Linked DNA regions of Homo sapiens: region 1 is linked to region 2. The links are chromatin contacts, found by Hi-C or POLR2A ChIA-PET in ENCODE. All regions are on one chromosome and are shown on one strand. The core of a region is the stretch at or near the end of the contact, and the rest is flanking DNA. Distances in the headings are between cores, read along the strand shown. Region 1 overlaps MAPKAP1 (MAPK associated protein 1). Region 2 overlaps MAPKAP1 (MAPK associated protein 1).

Region 1 (2,700 bases), core at 100-2,599, 200 kb before region 2:
TGGTGTTTCCTAGACTTTTTAAAAAAACTTAAAAATTTTAAATTGTGGTAAAATATACATGGTATAAATGATAAGTAAAATTTACCATTTTAACCATTTTTAAATGTGTAGTTCATTGGCATTACATACATTCATATTATGGTGCAACCGTCACCACTGTCCATTTCCATAACTTTTCCATCTTCCCAAACTGAAATGTACCCGTTAAATACTTTTTCCCCATTACTACCTTCCTCCAGCTCCTAGCAACTGCTGTTAGACTTTCTGTCAGTTTGACTGCTTTAGGTACCTCATAAATGGAATCATACGGTACTTGTCCTTTTGCGACTGGCTTATTTCACTTAGCGTAATGTTCTCAGGGCTCATCAATGTTGTAATGTGTCAGAATTTCCTGTGTTTGAAGGCTGAACAATATTCCATCGTTATATACCACATTTTGTTCACCCTCTACCATGTATTGTTAATCGCTACTTAGTATTGTGTTGTTTGTATGTGTCATGGCATATGTGTACTATTGTAGGTTCCTTTTAGATTTCCAGTATTACAAATTACTCTGAGATAAATATTTTACACAATTATCTCCTTAGAACAAATCCTAGAAGTAGGATTGCCCAGATAGTATTCATGTTTTATATTTTGGTAAATATTACCAAATTACCGTCTAAAAAGTCCCAGTTTTCATTCCTTCATATTGTGCATGAGAGTGCCCATTTCTCTGAACCCTTGCCAGAGTTAGATTTTTAAAAATCTTTTTGATCTGTGCACAACTGATCAGAGAGTACAATTTGTTTTTATCCGTGATATGTATGTCCTTGTCTTGGAAATCAAACATAGCTTCAAATGATAATTTGCTGCTCTTTGGGAGATTTTTTAAAATATTCTTTTGGGTTTTGAAAAGTAGTCTTGTTAGAATAAGTTGAATAGTGTTCCAAGGGGACAATTTTGAAGGGCACGTTGAAGAGATGCTCTTGTATTACGAAAAAAAGACAATCCTTTATTTATAATCACACACTTACACCTGGCACATTCATATATGACTTATCTCTACAACAAAATTGAATAGTCCTTGGAAGTTAGACAGCAACATTTATTGAACTCCTGCCATGTATAACAGCCTTTGTTGCCAGAAGGAATATGGTGTTATGAACCCTGTCCTTGTGGAACTTATAGTCTAAGTCTTTAAGTACATGTAATTGGAGGTAAAAAGTGACATACACAATAATATGTTTTCTGGGGCAGTCCTGTGGGAGTTCCATATCAGAGCTGGTAGGGAATAAATATTTTTTGAATGAATCATACAGATTCCTTAATGTATGAAGTCATAGTGTCCTAATAGAGAAGATATCTGCTGCTGTTGAGGCATTTGTTCTGGGAGGATAAAGCTGGGAAGTTGGTATGTGCCTTCAGAAGTGTTTGCCCATTCCTCTTATCTTCAGAAGTGATCTATTTCCCTAGAATAGATTTTATTGAGGGCACTTCAGTATACTTTTGTCACTTTGCCTTTTGCCATTTGACTTTTTGGTGCTAGAACACCTATTAAATATCTGATCACTTCTCGGCCTTTTGGCTAAGATCAAGTGTATTAAATGTGTGACTTCTCATTAAAGCCCTTGTTTTTGCAAGGGAGAACTATTCAGTATGAATTTGAAAGCACCTGCCTCTCTACTGGTGACTAGCTGCCTTCCTTTCATGCCAGGAAGATGGCTTATTGTGATTGCTGTAGAAGGATGTTTGCAGCTCTGATCTGTGATACTATGCTTCCACAAATACTCTCATTTATAAATAAATGTGTGGTGTATACATTTTTTATGGTTATAGAGAAGTTTGTATTTTTACAAGTGAAATTTAAATGCTCATTGTTAATTTCATATTTTTTTCTGATCAATATCCTTAAAATGGTAGATTGACACTAATACTTCAGGGACCAGATATCTCAGAAATTTGATGCTTAAAGGAATCCCATGGTATTAGGAGATGTACTCGGTCTGTATTAGGGTATTAACTTTTTGATTCAGGGATACCTTACTCACCTTTGCATTTCCCATTAGCCTCAGAGTAAAATAAGTACTCAAGGAATATATTAAGAGGAAAAAAGTGAAGATTAATGTAATTTGCTTGATTAGAGATGCTCCTCAGTTAAATTTCTTTTTAATCTCAGTATCTTTATTTTAAGACCCACTTTAAGACACATCAGCAGAATGATGTGTTTCCAGACAACAATTTTTAAAACCTTAGTTAACTGTAAGGATTTATTAGCTAGATTTCCTCTCTATGTTCCATTTCTAGAAGAAACAGATTACAAGAAAATCTGGTGTTATAAGTCCTTCTGAAAGTAAGTATCTTCTAGGACTGTTCCTGGAAACATAGTCAATCCAGCTTTCATATTCCTTGTACTTCTCAACAATTTTGCAGGGGCAGGGAAGTCACTCAGATGACTTGCAGTGTCCTCTATCACAAAGGAAGCACAGACTTATTTTATGTGCCACGAACTTACTAAGACAGATGGGATATTGACATATTTTAGGACTACTTTAAGCAAGAATTGATCATTGAAATTATTGATTTTTTATCATTATTATTAATAGCTAACATTTATTTAATTACATGCCATGTATTTTTTTGAGCATTTTACCTGCATTATCTCCTGAAGCTTCCATTTTATAAATGAAGGAAAAAAAAAAGGGAGGCTCAAAAAGGTAA
Region 2 (2,804 bases), core at 132-2,631:
CAAGTCAGAACTCACCAGGCAGCTAGACCTGGACTTGAACCCAAGCTCTCCAGTTTACTAATTTGATTCACCATAGGCTAGTACATTTTACAGAGGAGAATGATCAGGCTCACCAAGGGAGCAGTGACTTTGCCCAGGATAACACCAGTGGGGATGTGCCAGCATAATCAGGGCCTCCAAATTTGTGGCCTGGAGACCCAGTAGGATGAGGATTCCCTAGCACAAAAGTTTCCACATTCCAGATCTGAGAACATTCTTCCTGATTTGAATTGAACTCTTGGAGGTTGTGAGGAGGAGATATGCCCAGTGACACTTGGTGGTGGGAGGTTACTGGGGGGATTTGTGGGGATGAAGGCATTGTCTCCCAAACTGGATCCTGGTGCTCCCAAGACTGGGATGTAGAGAAGGTCCCAGGGAGAATTCTTCTCGCCCTCCAATTCCAGAGCCAGGCAGGTCCTTTATTCACCTCCTTCTCGTGGCTCCCTGAGCTCCCCAGACTCGACCCTCATCACTGAGTCTATGTCACATCCTTAACCCAGTGCCTGACTTCTGATAATAATCATTAGAAGGAGTAATATTCATCGCTAGCTATGTATCAGGCACAATTCCAAGCCCTTGTCATGCCTTATTTCACCTAATCCTCACAACAAGCACTTGAGGTATCTATTATTATGTGTATTATTATCATCTCCGTTTTATAGAAGTTTTTCCCAAGTCACGTAGTTAGGAAGTAGGAAGGCTGACATTTGAACAGAGGACTTTCTGACTCCAGATTTCCTACCCCTAAGCCCCCTCTTTAAATGTAAGATAGGCTAATAGTGCCTTCCTGATTAGAGGTGTTCTAAGCTCTCAATAAGCCTCTGTACACAAAAGGACCTAGTGTGGGGGCTACCCAGAGTGGGCGCTCAGTCTGTGTTAGAAGAAGATGCTACGCGGTGCTAATTTCCTTTTATGGAAATCTTGGTTAGCTAAAGCAGACAAGGGTCTCCTTGTGATAACTCTAAAGGCTTGCACAAATAGTTTCCCCAGAGAGCTGTATACACATTAGAGTTGCGTTTTTGTTTATTTTGAGCTGTCTTGTTAAGGAAGGATTTATATGCTGGCGTTGATGTAGGACAGCAATCAGGCAATGTTTTCTGCCTTTGACAGTTGGTGTGATAGTTTGCTTCCAGTGAAGTTTGACTCACTGTATCTGGAAGCTGTCAGAAGTGGGAGCATGAAAAGGTCATGACGGATGGCTGTGGATAAGTGGTTAGGGGAGGGAGCTGGTAAGGGAGACAAACTGCCTCCCTTGTTTCCAAGAGAAGGGGCTGACCCTGGCTGCTCCCGGCCAGCCCCCGTGCTCTTTTCTTCCCCACCTGCCTGAGCTGGAAAGAAGCCTGCCGGGCTCCAGTTTTGAGAGGGGCACCAGGTTGGGTGTAGTGTAGCTCATGAGCCCTTCCCAGCAGCGCAACCCCTGGCATACCACTAGAACTGCTAGAAGTTCTGTTAAAGAAATTCTGCTAAAAAAAAAAAAAAAAAAGTTCTGCTGAAGAACTGCTAGAAGGAAGCATTCTTTCACTGAGGATCACTTCACCATTATCAAGACTTCAGCATACTTATCCTTCCCCACATTTTAACAGTCGAGAAAGGATACTGAATTCTGAAGTGGAAATCAAAAAGTGTCAGCTTTCAAAGTGATGTTTGTTTTTATTTTTCGTGAAATGTTTATCTTGGAAAAAATACAGAAAAGGAAAGGATATAATTCTACTAACCAGAGTTGGCCACTGGCACCAGTTTTTGGAGCACGTCCTTTTGACATCTTTTTTTATAAATGGTTTTCCTGTCCTTTTCACTTACTATTGTGTTATAAGGATTTTTCTAGTCAAAACTTTTCGTGGTTATCTTGTATTTCATCATTGTTGGATCAACTATTCCTCTATTACTGGCCACTTAAGTTGGAGAAATGTCAATGTAACAAAAGCCAGTTTCTCTTATTTCCTTGGAAATACATTTATAATTTGAATTACTTAAAACAGTGCATACGTGACACTGTAAGGAGTGCCTCTGCCATTCCTTAAATGACTTTACGCAAAAACTTTAGCCGAGGAAATCAAAACTATGCTCGGTGGTCAGAAAGAATATTGATCGGATTTCATGCTCCAATTTGCCATGTATGAACAAAAAATAGATGTGTGCATTTATTGGCATTTGTGAACATTTATTTGTTCCTTGGTGAAAATTGAGAGAGGAGATGGAGGACTGCTTGGGCAGAGCTCCTTATTATTAATACATCTTCTGACACGGCTGAGGCTGTGCAGAGCAGCAGAAAGAACAGGGACTTGAGACCCAGGCAGCTCTGGGTTTGAACAGTGGCTGTTCCACTTAGATGCTCCCTGACCTAGGCAAGCACCTTCCCCTCTCCTGGGATATGTTATATGAAACATTTAGCACAGTTCTTGCAGAATAGTGTAGTGGCTGAGGGGACACATTCTGGAACCAGACTTCCTGAGTTCAAATTGCAGCTTTGCCACTTCTGAGCTGGGTGATCTTAGGCAAGTTACTTGACCTCACTGTGTTTCTGTTTCCTCGTCAGTAGAATAGGATGAACATACTAGCCAACTTCATGAGGTTATTAAGAGATCTGAGTCCATGCACACAGTGGATTTCTAACCATGCTGGCACATTGTTGATGGCAGTTAATGTTAGCTGTTATGTTAATACTGGAGGTGCTCAGTGAATGGTGTCTATAACTGGCGTCATGCCTGTTGGGCCTAAGGAGAAAATTGTACTGAATGATCGCTGGTGCCCGAGCCTGCCGAAGC

The links. A loop is a pair of places that touch in the nucleus more often than their neighbours do. ChIA-PET counts read pairs that join two places held with the same protein, here RNA polymerase II (POLR2A).
Region 1: a map of Right ventricle myocardium inferior shows a loop between it and region 2 (4-fold over the local background). The contact joins two enhancer-like sites. A Hi-C loop is called at or near these places in 1 of 168 maps with a recorded cell type or tissue (Right ventricle myocardium inferior). POLR2A ChIA-PET finds 5 or more read pairs at or near these places in 2 of 52 experiments (GM12878 and activated T-cell).

The regions. Positions count from the first base shown.
Region 1 is chr9:125,674,145-125,676,844 of GRCh38, reverse strand. The region is part of intron 1 of MAPKAP1 (MAPK associated protein 1); the gene reads left to right. It also overlaps the pseudogene LOC124902358. Among named protein-coding and RNA genes, the nearest start is that of MAPKAP1, 32 kb to the left of the region's middle. Within about 2 kb of position 1,349, at least 4 of the 41 ENCODE cell types and tissues checked have a DNase peak (open chromatin) inside an H3K27ac peak, as active enhancers do.
Region 2 is chr9:125,471,797-125,474,600 of GRCh38, reverse strand. All of the region lies in intron 9 of MAPKAP1 (MAPK associated protein 1), which reads left to right. Among named protein-coding and RNA genes, the nearest start is that of GAPVD1, 210 kb to the right of the region's middle. Within about 2 kb of position 1,381, at least 8 of the 41 ENCODE cell types and tissues checked have a DNase peak (open chromatin) inside an H3K27ac peak, as active enhancers do.